Regions from separate parts of the Homo sapiens genome. Here region 2 is linked to region 1. A link is an interaction called in ENCODE POLR2A ChIA-PET data of the cell type or tissue named here. Cell type or tissue: PC-9. All regions are shown on one strand. Each heading gives the region's core, and the rest is flanking DNA. Links, peaks and the distances in the headings are about the cores only.

The links. ChIA-PET counts read pairs that join two places held together with the same protein. Peaks named below come from ENCODE experiments on the same cell type or tissue, not always from the same donor. Only the 100,000 strongest peaks of a DNase experiment are listed, where the experiment ranks them.
Region 2: POLR2A ChIA-PET joins it to region 1 with 6 read pairs; 14 of 35 experiments call an interaction of 5 or more read pairs at or near these places.

Annotation. Positions count from the first base shown.
Region 1 is chr1:225,869,566-225,879,479 of GRCh38, forward strand. It overlaps TMEM63A (transmembrane protein 63A), which reads right to left. Exons shown (of 25, transcript NM_014698.3): 2 at 9,655-9,845; 3 at 7,830-8,029; 4 at 4,723-4,802; 5 at 2,422-2,488; 6 at 1,511-1,548. The coding sequence starts at 8,015. Among named protein-coding and RNA genes, the nearest start is that of TMEM63A, 7.9 kb to the right of the region's middle. In PC-9, for the core only: no CTCF peak of the experiment used is centred there; DNase peaks (open chromatin) are centred at 6,036 and 6,436; H3K4me3 peaks cover 652 bases; H3K27ac peaks cover 2,500 bases.
Region 2 is chr1:225,808,837-225,818,750 of GRCh38, forward strand. EPHX1 (epoxide hydrolase 1) reads left to right here and starts at 1,288. Exons shown (of 9, transcript NM_001136018.4): 1 at 1,288-1,333. RefSeq lists a silencer at 1,246-1,465 and enhancers at 8,141-8,968, 8,969-9,795. In PC-9, for the core only: no CTCF peak of the experiment used is centred there; a DNase peak (open chromatin) is centred at 4,805; H3K4me3 peaks cover 1,081 bases; H3K27ac peaks cover 2,500 bases.

The sequences.
Region 1 (9,914 bases), core at 4,806-7,305:
TGAGGCCCAGAACATTTCATCCTTATAACCACCATATTTCATTATATAACCACCACATTTCATCAATTCTAAGATATCATTTTCATATTTCTTTTCTTTTCTTTTTTTTTTTTTTTGAGACAGTTTTGCTCTTTCACTCAGGCTGGAGTTGCAGTGGGGTGATCTTGGCTCACTGCGACCTCCGCCTTCCGGTTTCAAGCGATTCTCCTGCCTCAGCCTCCCGAGTAGCTGGGATTACAGGCACCCGCCACCAAGCCTGGCTAATTTTTGTATTTTTAGTAGAGACGGAGTTTCACCATGTTGGCCAGGCTGGTCTTGAACTCCTGACCTCGTGATCTGCCTGCCTCAGCCTCCCAAAGCGTTGGGATTACAGGCGTCAGCCACCGCAGCCGGCCATATTTCAACTCCTCTGAAATGAGGTGTACGCTATCGTTATAGTTGATGGTAGCTTAGCTGACAACATTTTCTTGTTCTTAGTGCTATATAAAATAACATGCACCTGGGCCGGGCGCGGTGGCTCATGCCTATAATCCCAGCACTTTGGGAGGCCGAGGCAGGCAGATCACCTGAGGTCGGGAGTTGGAGATCCGCGTGACCAACATGGAGAAACCCTGTCTCTACTAAAAATACAAAAATATTAGCTGGGCATGGTGGCGCATGCCTGTAATCTCAGCTACTCTGGAGGCTGAGGCAGGAGAATTGCTTGAACCCGGGAGGCGGAGGCTGCGGTGAGCCGAGATCGTGCCATTGCACTCCAGCCTGGGCGACAAGAGCGAAACTCGGTCTGAAAAAAAAAAAAACATGCATCTTACAACAATAACTTCTTAGATTCAATGGAATATGGCAGCAGGTGAGAACCAAGACTCACATCAGTCCCCGCCCCCCCCCGCCTCCTGGCTCCCTACACCACATGAGAGGTAACTAACTGGCTCTTAATCACCTTTAATAATCTTTTAGCTTTCTCTCCATGGGCCCCATTGAAAAAAAGAAAACTTGTAACCAAATGAATTGAATGTATTATATTTCTTCACTTTTCACTAATTCAAAGACATGCAAACCTGCCTATGAGAGCGTCCATTGACATCTAATTGGTGTTAAATATTAAGTTGAATAATTAAAGCAAAAAAATAGCTTTAATTAGTTTGTGCAGTATTATGAGAGATGAACATATGATTTCCACTGAATATGTTGAAATAAATAAAGTTCATCTCTATCTTCAAGAACTCTTGGGATCCAGCTCAATTTGGGAAGCCCCAGGCTCCAGCAGGCACTGTGTGCCCTCCAGCATGGAGGCTCCAATCCTACAGGCCTCCTTCCTCTGCCCCTGACCCCAGGGGCTGCCTGGTCACCTTGATTCTCAGCCCTCACATACTGCTTTGGACATTAACTAAAAAGTATCTAAGAGACACCATCTTAAGATCAAGCATCTTGGCTCTTGCCTCTTGACTGGCCAAACACCCAAAAAAACCAGCCCAAAGGCCCCCCAGCAGCTGCCCCCGGGTGTACTCACTGCAGACGGAAGATGGCAGTCAGCCAGGGACAGCATCCCTGGAAACGGAGAGAACAGGGATTAGCTTCCAACATTTGTGTCTTTGAGAGGCAGATGTAACCATTGTCTTTGACATTAAATAACCATTTAACCTCCTGTTGTATAAAAAACAGTGCTTTTATCCCATATTCAGCAAGCATGAGCCCAGTACTTCACAATATACACCACATGCCTGGAACTCTTGCTAAAATCTCCTGACAACTTCGTGGTCAAATCACAAAACTTAGATCAAAAGCTGATGAAAGCTCAGGGCAGCTCTGGGCAAAGTGATGTGGGCTGCTGTTTGATTGTTTACAATCACTGACCAAGAGGTGAGGCAAAAGAGAGGAAACAAGCCTAATGGATTGGACGGTCCGCTGGAGTGGGTGTTAGGGGGAAAGGGTGTCTGCAGGTTTTATTGTCCTTCACATCTCTTAAACTTAATACCCCTAAAGCTGGGCTGTTATCCAGCTAGGAAAGACAAATATTTGTTCAATAATTCATTCAACAATGACTAAACACCTACTATGCATCAGGCGCTGGGAAACAGGGCTGGAGAGGGCAGGGCTCCTGCCCACATCTGGCTCATAATCCAGCCAGCAAGTCCATAATTAACTGTCATACAAAGCCATAGGTGTAAGAGAGAGAAGTGCTGGGGAAGCCCAAGGGATTCCGTACCCCTTCCTGCCTGCAAATTCATCCAGTCTCAAGGTCCCGGGTCATCCAGCTGCCATCCCTCCTGTGGTATTTCCCAAGTTCAGGTGCCTTCGTCGATGCAGAAAAGCACTTTCTCCAGCACTTGCCGCTCAAGATCCGCCCTGCTCCCTCCCCAAAACCATGACTGCCAGTCCCCACCCCCTGGCCATGACCACAACTGGGCCTTAGATACCAACCAGCTCATTTTCAAAGTCTTGTTGACCTGAGGAGGAAGTCGATGACAATCTCTGAAATCTGGACTCGCTAGAGACACAAAAAGAAAAAAAATGACAGATAATTCTTAGAAAAAAAAAAAAGCCAAACAAGTCAAAAAGATCACATCCAGTATTTTGCTGCCTCTTGGAGCTCAGAACCAAAGCTACCAGCCCTCGATGGCTGGGACAAAATATAACTCACTCTGTGAAAGATAGAGACAAGGACAATGACCATTCCCAGGCATGGTATAAAACTCTATGTTATACGGGATGAATAGCAAGGGGTCAACACCCAGAAACCACACCACTGTGACTCGTCTAGCTAAACTGACTTCAAAGTGTTGCCTATTTATAGCATATTTCCCTATATTATCAAATAAAACTTGGAATAAATACTACATTTTATCAAATCTAAGATACCACTGGTTGTAATTTGCACAATTATTTTATGAAACACTAAAGAAAAAATGCTGCCAAATAAACTATGACCACCCATCAATAACAAGATGCCTTCCAATTTCAGAGATGAGAAAATGTCAAAACATATGTTTTAGAGTGGACAAATGATGGCACTTTATATTGTGGCATTTTAATCAGATCCTTTCTTGCGAGTACCCCCATAAAAACACCCCATGCGCTATAAATCTGAGGTGTTTGCAATACGTATATGTGACTGCTTTTCTTCTTTTTTTTTTTTTTTTTTTTTTGAGACAGAGTCTGGCTCTGTCACCCAAGCTGGAAGTGCAGTGGGGTGATCTTGGCTCACTGCAAGCTCTGCCACCCGGGTTCAAGCAATTCTCTGCCTCAGTCTCCCGAGTAGCTGGGCTTACAGGCACCCGCCACCATGCCTGGCTAATTTTTGTATTTTTAATAGAGATGGGGTTTCATCATCTTGGCCAGGCTGGTCTTGAACTCCTGACCTCATGATCCACCCCCGCCTCGGCCTCCCAAAGTGCTGGGATTATAGGTGTGAGCCAACATGCCTGGCTGTGACTCCTTTTCTCTAGTCTCCTATTCCTGGTTCTACTGCCCCCCTACTAAAGACAAAACACATGACGAAACTTAACTTTAAAAGCCTTTGCAGAGACACTGTCCCTTTTGACCTTCACCGTGACCTCATGGGGAAGAGAGGACAGAAGGAGACCGACCCTATTAAGTTTGGGGCCTTGACCAAGGTCGCACAGCCAGGGATACAGCAGGGCCCTCTGATCCCCAGGTGGTCTTTTCAACCAGAGTACATGGCCCCACTTCCAGCTGAATGTGCCGTAAAGGCATCAGATGTCCCAAAAGTTTCTCTCCAACAGTCCAAGGTCATCATCACCTCAGGCTTTAGCAAATCCCAGAGCAGGGATCACGGGGAAAGATGGTGCATTTTCAGGTACACCTCCTCTTCCCAGTTCAAAGGACCCTGCCGCACAGGCCACATGTCAGGAGGCGCCCGAGAGTGGAGGGTCTGCCAGAGCCCCTCTGGGGCTCTGGGTGGCAGCTGGGGCCAGTCCCTGAGTTTTCATCACTCACTTCCTATTACCACATCTGACACAAGATCCTGGGTGCAAACAGCCAGCTGGAGCTGGAACGTCAGGTTGTGCAGATCCAGAATTCACTGTCACCCTTCAGGCGACATGAACAGAGAATCCTGGAGCCCCACGCAGAACTGGAAGGACCTGAAGCCTGGCCGAGGGAGCCTGTGCTTTGTAACAGACTCATCCAAACCCGGCGCTGACCTGGCAGGAGGGTGGGGCAGTTCCCTGATGGCTCTGCTGCCCTTGATCCTCACTCAGCCCTGGCCCCAAGCTAATTAATTTCAAAGATGATCACTTAAAAATACTCAAGGTGAGAAAGAAAATGGGCATCCTCTTCAGAGGATGACGAAAGCCCTCAGTATCTAAAGCAACCAGTCTGAAGCCAACAAGGTTCATAGCCTTGGCCCAACAGAAGCCCTGAGGGAGCTGAGCATCTGAGCCTGGGTTTTTGTTTTTGTTTTTTGTTTTGTGAGCACAATGAGGGTAGCGAGGCTGACCTCATGGGTCTGTGGTGAAGAGCAAAGAGAACAGCTATTGGTACAGGCCAGGTAGATACACTTAATGAACACAATCTCATAGCAGTGTCATGTGTGGGTCCTGCCCACATGGAGGGCTTCATAAGCCCCTAGCCCATTCCAGGGACACACACACACACACTATACACACATATATGCACACACGCACATATACACACTCACGCACATATACACACTCACACGTACGCACACGCATGCTCACAGCCTAGGCGATATGTCTTTACCTGTCTGCTTCTGACACCAGGGCAATGCGGCCATAGTCCCAGAATCTTCTTCTTATAATAGAAAACACCAAGATTAAGAACTAAAAACAGAAAAGAAACCAAGTAAAAGCATATTGGATGGCTTCTCATTAGAAGACACAGCGGTCTCAGGGGTAAAGCCCACCTGCCCGCACTCAGCAGGGCTAGAAGGAAAACACCCAGGCCCAGAGAGGGCACTGAAGTGCCCAAGGCCATGCAGCTCAGTAGCCCGGATGCTTTGCTCACCCCCTTCACCAGGCTCCTGTCACCTGTGCCCACGCCACCAAGGCTGCCAGCGCTGACGCCAAGCTTGCCTGGAGCCTGCCTAGTTCTGCACGTCAGCCCTGTCTCTTGCTCTCAAGGCAGCGGTAACACCACAAGGCCCAGTCTCGGGCCCTGCTCTGCCTTCAGTGGCCCCGAGCAGGAGGGTAAGGTCTGGCCCCAGAGCAGCCCCAGGAACCAGCATCCTTCTTCACTTTACAGAAAATTTTTTTCTTTCGGCTCACTGCAACTTCCCCTCCCGGGTTCAAGCAATTCTTGTGCCTCAGCCTCCAGAGTAGCTGGGACTACAGGTGCCCGCCACCACACCCAGCTAATTTTTGTATTTTAGTAGAGACAGGGTTTCACCATATTGGTCAGGCTGGTCTCGAACTCCTGACCTCAGGTGATCCACCTGCCTCAGCCTCCCAAAGTGCTGGGATTACAGGCGTGAGCCACCATGCTGGCCAGAAAATTTCATTTTAAATTACAGAACCAAGGTAGCAGAGCCTCCTCAGGCTGAGCCAGAAACGGTCAGTTTTTTCCTCTGAGTTTGATTCCCCTGAAGGCAGGCCCCGCAGGCCCTGCAATCCCCCAGCAGAGAGCATGCATGCAGGCAGCAAGGCACCACGAGAACCTGTGCTCGGGCTGGCTTGGCCTCCGTAAGCTGGGACACCTCAGCAAGCTTGTGTCCAATGGCAACCTCAGGGCTGGACTAAGCCGCTTAGCTCTAGACATCTGTACACTCTAGACTGTCCTCACTCCCCACAGTCCACCTTGGCAGGCTCCATGCCATGTTCCTGCCTCTCTTCCCTCCCTAGACAGGGTCCCTCTCTTTGAGGTTCAGGGAGGTAGAGAAATACATCTTAGTAAGCACATCCCTGCCTGCTCTGATCAGAAACGGGGGTTTTGAAGGTAGGCTTTGTTTTCCTAAAGGAAATCCAGAAGACCTGAACCCCAGAGGCACTGAGTTCTCGTGGAATTTTCTTCAGGTGAATCAGGAAGTTGGTGACATATTTTCAAAGGCAGGTGAGTCATGTTGTAGGAAAACCACGAAACCTGCTCAGCAGGTGCCTGCCCTCTCTGTCCACAGCGGCTGCCGCCCTGGCCTGTGCAGTGCAGACACTTCCCACAAACCCATGCTCTCCAGGGCCCTCTGGCTCTTATGTGTCCCCCCTCCCCCACCCCCAAAACTTACTGCAATAAAAATCCACCCCTGGCCGGGCACCATGGCTCACTCCTGTAATCCCAGCACTTTGGGAGGCCAAGGCTGGTGAATCGCTTGAGCTCAGGAGTTTGAGACCAGCCTAGGCAACATGGTGTGAAATCCCATCTCTACCAAAAATACAAAAATAACCCAGACACGGTGGCATGTGCTTGTAGTCCCAGCTATGCAGGAGGCTGAGGTGGGAGGATTGCTTGAGCCCAGGAGGAGGAAGTCGCAGTGAATTGTGATTATGCCACTGTACTTCAGCCTGGGTGACAGTGAGACCTTGTCTCAAAAAAAAAAAAAAAAAAAAAAAAAAAAAAAAAAAAAATTCACCTTCAGCAGCACAATAGAGGGTGACTCTCTTCTCAGCCAACACTGTTGCAACAATACCCACCCAGCCCAGCTAGGGTCCCTGCCCAGGTCCCCCTCTCTGTACTCCTCACCTTGGCCAAACTCTCCCCACCCTGAAGACCCAAGGCCACCCTCCTCTAATCCCACCAATTCTGAAATCCACCCCCACACCCCTGCCCACTCCTCCTTGCTACCCTAAGCCACCCTCCCCATGTTCCCCACCCGAGCCTAGTCTCCAGCTCCAAGCAGTCCAAGGATGTTTACTCCATCAGAGCCATCTGCCCCCTTCACTCAGATGGTCTCTGCCACATGTTAGGAGACAGTATCAAGAGGCACTGGCCAGCCCATGGCATTTGTGAAAAGAAGGGGCACTTTAACCCCAATAAATCTCAGCCAGCCAACGTTGAGTCTGCATAAGGAAGAACAATGCCATGGGGCATCTTTGTGAACAAGGAGATCTACGTTAAAGAAAGGCCACCTGCTGAAGGTACGCTCTAAGAATCAGCTTCTAATTCTTTTTTTTGTTTTTTTGGTTTTTTTTGAGACAGCGTCTCGCTCTTGTTGCACAGGCTGGAGTGCAGTGGCGTGATCTCGGCTCATTGCAACTCTGCCTCCCAGGTTCAAGCAATTCTCCTGCCTCGGCCTCCAGAGTAGCCGGGATTACAGGCGCCGACCACCACACCCGGCTAATTTTTTGTATTTTTAGTAGAGACAGGGTTTCACCATGTTAGCCAGGCTGGTCTCGAACTCCTGACCTCAGGCAATCTACTCGCCTCAGCCTCCCAAAGTGCTGAGATTACAGGCATGAGCCACCGTACCTGGCCCAGCTTCTGATTCTTTAAAAACCCCAGGGATGCCAGAGGGGAACAGGAGGTGACACTTGGGAACTGCAGCTGCTCTATTCTAGTCCGTACTCTCCAGTCACATGTCTCAACCCCTTGAGATGACCCTTCCCAAGGGCCTTAAAGATACGACAGGCTGAGAGCTCTGCAATCACGGTAGTAATCACAGGCATAGCTATATGAGTATTCTGGCCTTATCCAAATTCCAAAATTCTCTGAGATAGGAATTATGATCTCCATTTCCGGAGCAGAAAGGGGAGGTGCACAGAAGCTAAGTAACACGCCTAAGTCACAGAGCTGGTAAGCAGCAGAGTTGAGATTTAAACCCAGCTATGTCTGACTTCTCATCTAAGTTTCCCAGAAGGCCCTGGGTGGGGCATTTAAACAAATAACTGAGGCAGTGGGACACGACTCATGAGGGCTCTCACCAGGAAGCAGCTGACGTCTATGAGCAGGACAGTGGGGATGCCACCAAAGGTGACCCCCTGGAGCACGGTGCTGTTTTTGGCCGAGTTGTAGCAATAGGAGTCGTTGGGCCGGTCCCCGAGTCCCAGCTGCTCCCTGATGGACACTGCCTTGGACTGCCACAGCTCCAGGAACGGGGAGTCCATCATCGCGCCTGTCTTCCCTGGAGCACAGGACAACAGGACAAGGCAGACGTTCAGGGCTCAAATTTCTTGCAGGTTCCCACCAGTGCTGGCAGAGCCAAAGGCAGGCGTTTCCCAGGGACTGATCGGGCAGTGAGCCAGCAGCAAGGAGTCCGGGAGAGCCAGACATTGGACCTCTGCGTGCCTGGCAGTGTCCACAGAGAATGGCTGCATTGTGGGACAATCTCAGGGGATCAGATGGTCAGAGTGGATGGCTCATCCAGGACACAGTGGGCAGATCCCCAGAGGGGGCGACATGGAGCAAAGGAGGGACAGAGTTGCTGCAGCTGCTGTCTTAAGAAGTCCTAAAGTTCCTCTAGCCTCGAGGACTCGTGTTGGGAAAGTCACTCCTGCAGAAGCCACTGGCGGATCTAGAGTACAGGCAGAGGAGAGGGAGAAAGGCACACAAAGGCAGGAAGAGGAAAACACCGGGATAAACAACCAGGGAAGAAGGGAACATCCAAGTATTCACGATGGTCCATCCACGAGCCACAGACAACACCTCACTCCCACTGCTCACAGAATGTCAGAGCTGGGACCTCAGAGATGGGTCCATCTGCTATACTTGGAAACCAAGCCTCAGAGGTTTAATAACTTGCCCCAAAGTTAAGGTTAAGGAGCTGGTCAGGGCAGAATTGAATCCCAAACCCAATATCCTGACTCTCAGATGCCACTTCTCTTTTTACTTTGCCACAGAGGAGAAAGTAAAGGGGGTGGTCTAGGGTAGGGACGGGGAGGGAGTCAGGAGTCCCAGGGCCTCCTCAGGGACCTCTGGGTCCCCTAGCTCTGCGCTTTCACACACACATACCCCTCCTGGGTACCATCAGTCTAACTGCAAGGCCCAGCATTTCCAAAGCAAACACTGCTCCAGGCTGGGTTGTTGACCTTTCCTTCCTGAGGCTCCTGGCGCCCCTGGTGAAGCTAATAGAAATCTCCAGTGTCTGTCCCCTGACACCAGAGGACCGGGAGTTAGTGTCCAAGTTCTCATGCTGTGGCTGAAGGGCCAGAACACATATTCAGCCTGGACTTGCTTAAGATCCTACCTGCCCAAATCTGGTAAATCTAGAATTCCCAGGGGATTTTTCTGCTAAGTCTGGTGCTTCTAGCTGTTACAGGGACAAAGATCTTGAGAACAAGAAGAAAAGATATAGAGAACCCAAACAGATGTTTGGATACCAGTAGTGCTGGTGAGGTGTGTATGTTGGGTAACCCCTAGGCCTAGAGTGCTGGGGACAATCACACATGGACACCTACCTACCTACCTACCTACCTACACACACACACACACACACACACACACACACACACACGAAGCACAGGAAGCATGAATGAGTGGAAAGCCCAAGAACATGGGAGCATCCCACAGACAGCCAAGTGACTTTCTCAACCTTCTAAGAGACTTGGCAATGGCTGGAGGTAGTGGGGGTTGTGATGCCAGAGTCATGGGGCTGCTGACTCTGAACAGAGTGTCACAAGAGTGACCTCTGGAACACAGATGTTCTTGGCTTCCCTTTAAAATCCCCCAGTGGCACCACCCAATGGAACACACCAGCCCAACACTTCAAGGCCACCACCTACCCCTCCTCCTTCCTGTCCCCACACTTACCAGACACTAGGGGAAGGAAGGACTGTGGATGGGCCCGTTGGAGAGGTCCTCAGTTGGAGCTGTCTCTGGCAAAGGCAAAAGCAGCCCCAGCCACCTCCCAAGCTGCCAAGGGCCAGGCGTCGGGCCTAACACTCATGTCCTGCAGGGCTTTCCTGACCAGCGAGTCCTGGGGTACCAAACTGTAGACTTTCCTGAAGGATCACAGACACCAAGCATCACATGGGAGCCACCCTTTTCCAGTGTAGGGGTCTGGATGGAAA
Region 2 (9,914 bases), core at 3,767-6,266, 62 kb before region 1:
ATGTCAGAGACTGCAGTTGCAAGAGAAAGCTTTTATAGGAGGGTGTAGAATTAAAGGACAAGAGGACTCTACATGTGGATGGAGGAGGGCACCCTGTCCGGCAGTACTGCAAGAGCAAAAGTTTGGAGGTGGGAGTGAGGTGAGTGCGTCTGCCGGCCAGAATTCTTGGGCCAGGGTGAGCAGAAAGGTTGGAGGCCAAGGGAAGGTGGGTGGTGGTGAACCTTATCCTGAAGTGTGCAAGGTGACAGTCAGAAGCTTAGAACTCCAGCCACGGGCCCTGCATGTGGCCTCCTAGCTGTAGTCTGTCCACCGAGATCGTGAGGATGCTGGTGGTTGAAAGAACTGCACCTCTGAGCAGGTGAAGAGAGAAGCTAAGGAGGGGTGATGGCAGAGGCGATGGGACAGGCTTTCTAACGATGAGGGGCTGGGGATCAACGCTCTCACGGAAGCTAAAAGAGCCCCAGCAACCACCCGCCTGGGCCCTGAGCTCTCTCCAAAGCGGGAGGGGATTCACTAAGAGGTTGCTCCCCTGGCATTGAACTCAGCATCCTATACTGGTCCTCACCATGAAGACCCCCAAGAGTGCTTCAGACCATTGCTTCTCACATTCTCTGTATAAAGACACTAATTTGTTTTTAGATTTCCAAGCATGTCACGGACCAATATGTTTGTTAAATATACTAAGAATGAATTGCTAGAAAGATGAAATTAAAAAGACATACACCGCCAGGTGCAGTGGCTCACGCCCATAATCTCACCACTTTGGGAGGCGGAGGTAGGTGCATCGCTTGAGCCCAGGAGTTCAAGATCAGCCTAGGCAACAAAGTGAGACCCCCGTATCTACAAAACTTAAAAAATTAGCCAGGTGTGGTGGCGCAGTCTGTAGTCCCAGCTATTCTGGAGGCCGAAGTGGGAGGATCGCTTGAGGCTGCAGTGAGCCGAGATCGCACCACTGCACTCCAGCCTGGGTGATAGAGTGAGACTCTGTCTCCAAAAAAAAAAAGGACATACATCATGCAAGTTTGGATTTTTGTTTTTAGATTCAACTGACGAAGTTACGGGATCAAACTGCTGTAGGAGCTGCCAAACGCTTCTCTCCATTTCTGGCCGCGGGGCCGCGGACCGCCCTTTAAGTAGCCCGTTTTATCCCTGGCAGAGGTGGAGCCTTAGGCAGGCCTAGAGACTTTCCCGGGTCCTCCAGGCCGGGGAACGCCCCGCTCGGAGGCCGGGCTTGGGCGGAGACTGCGCCGGGGCTGCTGAAAACTAGCCGAGGAGAGCCAGGGAGCCGGAGAGATCGCGCGCCTGCCGCCGCCGGAGCCTGCGAGCCGAGACCGTAAGCGCCCGGGGCCGGCCGGGCCCGCACTCCCCGGACGCAGACGCGGTTCGGGCTCCGCGCGGGCTCGGCCGCCGGGGTGGGCGGCGGGCCGGGGCGCCGAGGGGTCGGGGCTGCGGTCGGCCCGCAGGGGTGCAGAGGGACTTGTAGTTGGTCCGCCCCCAGCTCCTGCCCCGGCCAGGAGACTGCGCGTGCCGCCTACTGGGGGAAGGAGCCTGCAGGCGACCGCGGACTTCTCGCAGGGAATTCCGCGTCCCAGACTGTGGGCGGACGCCGCAGGGAGGGAGGCTCGCGACCCCGAGAGCGCACCGCGTCCCCTGGCCTGGGCGAGCTCTGCTTCCAGGGCCGTGGCTCGCTCGGCGGTGAAATGCACTTAATTTGTCACCCAAGTCGGAACACTGATTTTCATGCGCGTCCGTGTGAAGAGACCACCAAACAGGCTTTGTGTGAGCAACATGGCTGTTTATTTCACCTGGGTGCAGGCGGGCTGAGTCCGAAAAGAGTCAGCCAAGGGAGATAGGGGTGGGGCCGTTTTATAGGATTTGGGTAGGTAAAGGAAAATTACAGTCAAAGGGGGGTTCTCTGGCGGGCAGAGTGGGGGGGGTCACAAGGTGCTCAGTAGGGGAGCTTTTGAGCCAGGATGAGCCAGGAGAAGGAATTTCACAAGACAATGTCATCAGTTAAGGCAGGAACAGGTCATTTTCACTTTTGTGGTGGAATGACATCAGTTAAGGCAGGAACCGGCCATCTGGATGTGTAGGTGCAGGCCACAGGGGATATGATGGCTTAGCTTCGGCTCAGAGGCCTGACACTGATCACACCTTTTAGTTGAAATGCGCTTTCATCTCCATCTGCTGCCGCAGCCGCCGCCCGGCACCCCCTCGCTCTGGTCTCGGGATTGAAGGCCAGCCCTCTCCTCTTGTAGAACAGGAAACTTGCCCGGGAGTTCACCTTGTAGTTGAAGCCAGGGAATGTGGTCAACCTGAGCAAAAGCGCCGCGGAGACCGAGTGGCCGCCTGCCTCCCTCCCTGGCAGATGTCGGTTTTCTCTGAGCTTCTGGCTCCTTCCTTGCCCTGGCGGCTCCCGAGATCTTGGAGGTGGGGTGCCTAGCAATGTTGTAATCCTAATTTTGACTTTTTTTTCTTAAAGTTGAATGCCCCCTCCATAGCCCACCTCCCATTGTTTAAACTTCAGGTTCCGCAAAGCCTGGATCCGCCCCTACAGGCAACACTCGTTGTCCTGGAAGTTCTGTGAGGGCTCAGCTTGTGGCTGGAGGTGGGAGGTGAGGGGGACCCATGCACTTGGCAGGCCCGCTTCCAGGACAGCCCTTTGCTGGGATTGATGAGCTGTTGGTGGAAAATTGTTGAGGACCTTGGGGTTGGTGGCTGTTTCGGTACCACTGTGCAGCCTCCTCTGCATCCAGCATAATTTAAAATAAACATTTTCAGGAAGCCACACTTCTCCAGAAAGTAACATTGTTTTCTGGTGTAACGGTTGCCTCCTTCAGGGAGCTAGGTTTGGGGGATAATAGGGGGCCTTTCACTGGCCCCACTTGGTCTGACTTAGCAGCAAAAACTCTGCGAGTGCTCTCCAAGCAGTTTTTCTTTCCCAAATTTCCACACCTAGGAGGCGCTGAGGAGGCATGGGCGGTACTTAGGAACTGCTCACTGTGGAACTGAGGCACAGCGGGGAGCATGCCCTCGTGGGATTTGCAGTTCTAGGGGCAGAGGGATAATAAACAAAATACATTTGTAAACTATAAAGTATGTTAGAAGATGATGTGTAATATGGAGATAAATAAAACTTTAAAGAGGGGAGAGGAGTGCCAGGTGGAAAGGGAAGGCCTCACTGAAGGGTGGCACTGGCATAGACCTGAAGAGTTAGGGAGCAGCCAAGCTGCTGCCTGGGGTGCAGGTGCAAAGGCTGGGGGCAGGAGTGTGCCCAGCTTGAATGGCCTGATGTTTGTGTTTGCAGAGTGTGGGTCAAGCTGATGAGTGACCTACTGGATAAACTGAACTAGCTCAGTCTGTAAGTGAGGGGACTCCTGAGCTTTCTGCGGCCTTCTTCCCAATTCCAGGAAAGGAAGGACCTTCCACAGAAAATAACTACTCAGCAAGACAGCCAGGGTGAACCTCAGCACCATCTGTGACAAGCCACATGCTCTCTGCGTGATGCCTCCTGCCTCTCAGCTGTGCCTGAAGCACACTAGCTGGCATGGACTTACGCGGCTGGGAACATCTTCAGGAAGCCCTGAATGAGGGCTCTGTGGGCAGAGGGACCTTTGCAGAAAGGGCATCTTGACCACTGCAGGAGGTGGAGTGACTCTCCTGGGGTGTCCTGGTTCCTGCCTGATGTCTTAAGCATAACTGGCATTTTCAGGGAGCCCAGGTTCACCAATGCACAGTGCCCCTCCTGTCGACCTGATACCCAGGCTTGGTGATTGCTCACCTGGCACCTTGATTCCCGTTCTGGTATCTTGGCCCAGGCCCAGACATGTGAAAGCAGGGGCTACCGAGATTCATTTCTCAGTTCTTACGCCAAGAGGTTCAACCACATGGATCACAGCTGGGTGTACCAAATAAGGGAGGACCAAGCATGAGCTGGTCACCCCTGCTGAAGAAGTAGCTCGAAGCCCACCCACTCGGGGACAGAGTGGGCACAGATGGGATAGACAGATAGTGATTCGAGGGGTGCCTAGGATCTCATACTGAAAACCCACCTCTGCTAGGGCCATAAATCCCATCAACAGCAATTCATTCCTTTGAGAGGTAATACAGTGATGTGGGAAGAGGATTGGGCTGGAAAAAAGACTTGGCTCATGTCCCAGCTCTGCCATTAATGTGTCCCCTCTCTGGACCTCATCTGTAAAATGAGGTTAGGCTCAGCGATCTGCAGGCCTTCTTGCAGCTCTGCTATGTGATGATTCTGTGGCAAAGTCTGAAGGGATTTCAGGAAAGGAATGTGTAGGAGGGAAACAGTAAGTTTTGAAGGGACTCAGTGGGCCCTGTAGCCTCTGCTGGGTCCAGTGAAGACACTTCAACTAGAGTGAAGGCCCTGGCCACAGGGTAGGGGAGGCAAAATCTTAAGAGTTCAAGAGCCCTGAGTCAAGGCAGGAGGGTCACTGCCCAGCCCAGCTGGCCCCCTGGGCTGCCTGTGTGTGGTTCTTGACCCAGACCTAGTGGCTTAGGAGCAGAGTCTCCAAGGGGCTGTGGGATAAGGTGGGGATTGCAGGAGGGAGAAGGCACCCCAGCAGTTCCCCCGTTAGGGGACCAAAGCGTTGCCAAGGATCCAGCCACACCCCTCTCCTGAGGAGGGAGGAGCTGGTGGGCGCTCCAGGAAGAGCTTCCTCTCAACAAGGAGAAAACTGCGCAATCCAATCCTCCGTTATATAACTGAGCACACGATTGTGCAAACCAAGCTCACACTGAGCAGCCTCCCCTATTGTCAAGGTTTATTTACTTTCCCAGGGGAAGTCATAGTTCATCCTTTCTCAGCAGAAAGCAGCCATTTGACTGCCACAGCCTGACCTACGGCATTCCAGGAGATGGGTTCAGAGACCTGGTGTGGAGTCCTCATGCCCACCCGCCCTGCTGTCTGTGTCTTTCCGTCTGTTGCCTGGTGGGTGGGTGTGGTTTAGTGCATGGTCCAGCCCCCGCACAGCCACACCCATTAGGCTCTCCAAGGCCTAACTGAGCAAGCTTGCAGAAGAGGGGAAAGTGTTCTTTTCTCTGAGGAGTTAAAGAGACTTCTGGAAAATTCTCCAGCTACTCCACAAACTAGGATCACAGGCCTTGTTCTTAGGTCGGGAGCAGGAGTTTTTGCTGCCTTTAGCATTTGGGAAGTTTGATGAATAGAGACTGAATTTGAATGTCTTTTTGGTACTTAAGAGCTGGATTAACTACTTCACATATCTGAGCTTCATTTTTAATTCTTTTTAAAACAGAAAAAGTGGCTGGGCAAGATGGCGCACACCTGTAATCCCAGCATTTTGGGAAGCTGAGGTGGGTGGATCACTTGAGCCCAGGAGTTCTGAGACCAGCCTGGGCAACAAAGTGAGACCTCGTCTCTATAAAGAATAAATTAGCTGGGAGTGGTGGAGCACACCTGTAATCCCAGCACTTTAGGAAGCTGAGGCAGGAGGATCTCTTGAGCCCAAGAGTTCAAGACCACCCTGGGCAACATAGCGAGACCCTGTCTCAAATAATTTTTAAAAAGAAAAACTACCTCTTCTTAAGATGGTTGTAGTATGGGAGATGGTGTGTTTAAGTCTTCCCACCCCAGTGTCACAGCTCAGGGCTTCTCTAGCCTTCCTCACAGCGGTTGGGGGTGCCCAGACACATCCTGAAGTCTAGGCCGTGTTCTGAGTGTCTCTGCCACGGGCCCGCCTGGCTGGCTTTAGTCCAGGAGCAGCCTGGACTGTGACTCTTGAAGGCTGTGGGAGGCTGGTGACCGGGAGCAGGAGGTCTCAGTGCATCCCTGAAGGGTCAGAGAGCCATGCCGTGAGAGGCCAGGAGCAGGCAGCCATTGGCCCTCCAGCCCTCACCAAAGGCCACCACCTCAGCTTGTCCTCTGGCAACTCAGCCTGGGAATTTGCTTTCCCTGTGGAACGAGAGACACTGGCCGCATTGAGGGGTGACTTTCCGGTCCTACAAAATTGTAGCCCTCTTTCTGCTAGAACTGGTGAGACTTGGCTAATTTCGGAGAGACTTTAGGAAAGTAAGAGAAATACATTGGTCCCAGTGCCAAGCCCCAAGGCCATCTTTCCAGGTATGGGTATATCCTGCAGTGATAAGAGAAGACTGACTCTTACCAGCTCTTTGGGGGAAATGAATATACTTTCCCACGTTCCAGTTTTTCTGGCTGTGGCAGGACCTGTTTGCTGCCAAGTTGTTCCTGTGGGGAAACAGCAGTGGGCCCAGCAAATGTAGCCACCAGGTCGGGGCACAGCCACCAGGTGGAAGAAGCAACCCTGCCCTCTTCCGGTTCCATGTGTGCCTCACTGAGGCAGGACTTCCAGACCCTACCAGGAAGGCTGCTATCCGGGTCATAGTGATACCCTGTCAGGACATCGTTGTTTTTGTCTTGTTTTTTTTTGAGACAGGGTCTGGCTCTGTTGTCCAGGCTGGAGTGCAGTGGCGCCATCTCAGCTGTCTGCAAACTCCGCCCCACCAGGCTCAAGCCATCCTCAGCCTCCCAAGTAGCTGGGATTACAGGCGTGCACCACCATGCCCAGCTAATTTTCTTTTTTTTTTTTTTTTTTTTTTGTAGAGACAAGGTTTCACTGTGTTGCCCAGGCTGGTCTTGAACTCCTGGGCTCAAGCGATCCACCTGCCTCAGCCTCCCAAAGTACTGGGATTACAGGCGTGAGCCACGGCACCCGGTCGAGATGGAACATCTTAATTTCAGAGTTGCCTTCAGGACTGTTGATTGAACCCCATAAATATTTTTAGTCTTTTGGGACTTTTAAACTCCTTTTTGAAACCTAAGCATTGCCACAAACAAACTAACCTTCACCACGACCAAACAACCCAGAACTCGGACCCTGGTCCTCGGGCTGCCCTACAGGAAGCACCCCTAGTCCTCTTGCTGCTCTGCTAGATGAGACGGCAGGCTCAGGTTCCTCCATGAGGCCCGGCTTTCAGTGCTCTCCTGTTACACACTGCAAGGAAGCTTCCAGATCGTGGAGCACATTGTTGAGGAAAAGACACCTTGGGGAGAAGGGGGAGGTGCAGAGTGTGGTTAATGGTGGGAAGGAACTCCGGTAAGTGTGTTATATGATCTGCTCCTATTATCCCCTGGAATAGGAGCCTCTCTCCACTCAAGTAGAGAATGCCAAGGACTGGCCCGGCATGGTGGCTCATGCCTGTAATCCCGGCACTTTGGGAGGCCAAAGCAGGCGGATCGCTTAACAGGAGTTTGAGACCAGCCTGGCCAACATGGCGAAACCCCTTTCCTACTAAAAATACAAAAATCAGCCGGGCATGGTGGTGGCAGGTGCCTGTAATCCCAGCTACTCAGGAGGCTGAGGCATGAGAATTGCTTGAATCTGGGAGGTCGAGGCTGCAGTGAGCTGAGATTGCACCATTGCACTCCAGCCTGGGCAATAAAGCAAGGCTCTGTCTTTAAAATTAAAAGAAAAAACAAGTTATTCTAACTTTTTTTAATTTTAAAAGATTAAAAAAAGAGAATGTCAAGGACTGAAATTGCATAGAGGGCAATGCTTTTTCTTTATAGGTGGTGAACTGGGTTCTGCTTGAGTTTTTTCTCTGGTAATTTAGAACCAATGGAAGCAACTCAACAGCTCTAATTTTAATTGGCAGAATGTGAGATGGAATGGGACCTCAAATGAAACTCCAGGCCAAGAGCTCATGAGCCCTGCAGCATGTGGGGCATCTCTCGGTCTTCTTGAGTTCTGTAACTTAAAGTTTGTGTGGCCTTTAAAGAGTGTGGAAGTAGCCGTCCCCTCTCCGAAGGTGCACAGGATTTGGCCAGCCCACCCGCGTGGCCTTCCCCTTCCCCTCTCCAGACCCTCCACAGCAGATGGGGCCACGGAGGCCTGGAGAAGTGGAGTCACTGACCTGAGGCTACATGGCTGGCAGGCAGCAGGGCCAGGCAGCAAAGCAGGCAGTGAGGGCCTAACTGCCCGCGGGCTGGCTCGGGGCTCCCTCAACCACATTGGCATCCCAGTGCCAATCCCAAATTGTTTTCTTTCTATCTCTCCAGACATGTAGATAGCATGGAGGTGGAGGGAATTCCCTCCCACACAGAGGGCGATATGCCCCAGAACAGCACTCCTGCCCCCAAGAAGGCTGTCTCCTGACACTTTTTACTGCTCTTTTACTCTCCCCCAGCTTTTTTTTTCCTGCTTGTAAACTGCATTTTTCCTTTCCCTTGGTTTCTGGCTCTAAGCTGTTTTCCCAGGGCTTGGCTCCGGCGCTTGCACAGAGATAAACACGGCCATTGGCCTGGTGCACAATCCCAGCTTGCCTGCATCCGGCCTCTTCCATCCTGAGTCTCCAGGGGTCCCTGGGGTTCAGGGACAATGGCTGAGGGAGAAGCTGGGAGTTCCCCCCAGGGTTTGCCTCCGTCACTCTTGGGCCAGCCAAGGGAGTGGGGCTGGGAGCTTCAGGATGGCTTTTGGGAAGCCCCTGGGAGCCCCAAGGCTTGGGTAGCTGCTGACAGGGAGTTCACAGCAGGAACGCTCCCAGGCTCCCATCCTGCGTCCGCTTGGCAGGCAGGCCAGGAATGGGAGGGAAGCCATCCGTTTTTCCCTTTCCACTGGATGTTCCCTTCGCCTTCCCCAGGGAGGAGTGATGAGGCTGGGGTGCTGGGGAGGGCAGTATGGGGGCAGGCTTGGGACCAGGCCTGCAGAAGCAGCAGACCCTCCAAGCCCACCTACCTCTCTGGCCTGGCATCTGAGGGGCAGGTCATGCCATAGTTTTTCCCTTACCCTCTCTGCCCCCACACTTTCCTCCCCAAAGTGGCAGACTTCCCCCAGGAGAAGCACTGGCTTTTCACGCTGCTGTGAGTCTCAGTCACTATTAGAGAAACACAGTCAGAGCCAGGCCTGCCCAACTGTCGCAGGGCTGGGTCCACCTCATGGCCTTTGTTCTGGAAAAATACTTGGGCATTCTGCCCTGCAATGCACTTAGCCAAGGCCGGGCACATGGCAAGTGCTGAGTCATGGCCGGCTAGCACTTTACTGCGATTTTAGGAGCACTTTCTTGTGGTGAGGTTCTGACTGCTTGCTTGGGTTGGGGGAGGGGAGTCTTTGGGCAGGCGGTAGACCTGCCCTTTACTTTGTGTGGCCGGATCTGAGTCTGACCCCATCTTTTTAGACCCAAAACCCTGATATTTGTAGTGCGCCTAGGATACTGGTTCTCCAGTCTTCTTTGGGGTCAGGGGGCGTTATAGTGCCTCATGCCACCTACTCAGCCCTCTTCCTGCATCTTATGGTCTGTCTCTACCAACTAGGCTAAGTAGGTTATATTTATTATTCCTCAAGGGGAATTCAGCTCTTCTTGTTCAAAAGTTCTGATTAATTTTCTATGCTCTCATTCAAAGAATTTTTAAATTCATTCATTCATTCAACAAATAATTAAGCTTCTACTAGAATGCCAGGCACTGAGAGTCCAGATGGGAGCCAAAGCAGACATGGTCAGTGGCCTACAGGAGCTTCCGTCCAGCTGTCAGTCACATAATCACCCTGACAAATGTGAGCTCGACGAAGGCTAGGACTGAGAGATCTGCCTTGCTGGGATAGGTCAGGAGAGGCTACCCAGAGGAGGGACAGTCAGTCTGAAATCTGAAAGGTGGATAGAAGTTAGGGAGGTGGGAAGGGGAGGGAATAGCTTTTCGACAGAGGGATTCGCCTTCATAAAGCCCCACAGTAAGACAGCATGGTGAGCACAAAACTGAAAGATCGGGGGGCAGCGTGAGATCCCAGCCCTAAAACTCTCACTTAGCTTTCAAGTAAACTGTTTCTCCATAATATTGATACCAGTAGCACTCTGAGGGGCTAGGGGAGTGGTGAGATCACACAGGCCTTGAAGGCCACACTAACCCAAGGACAATGGGAAGC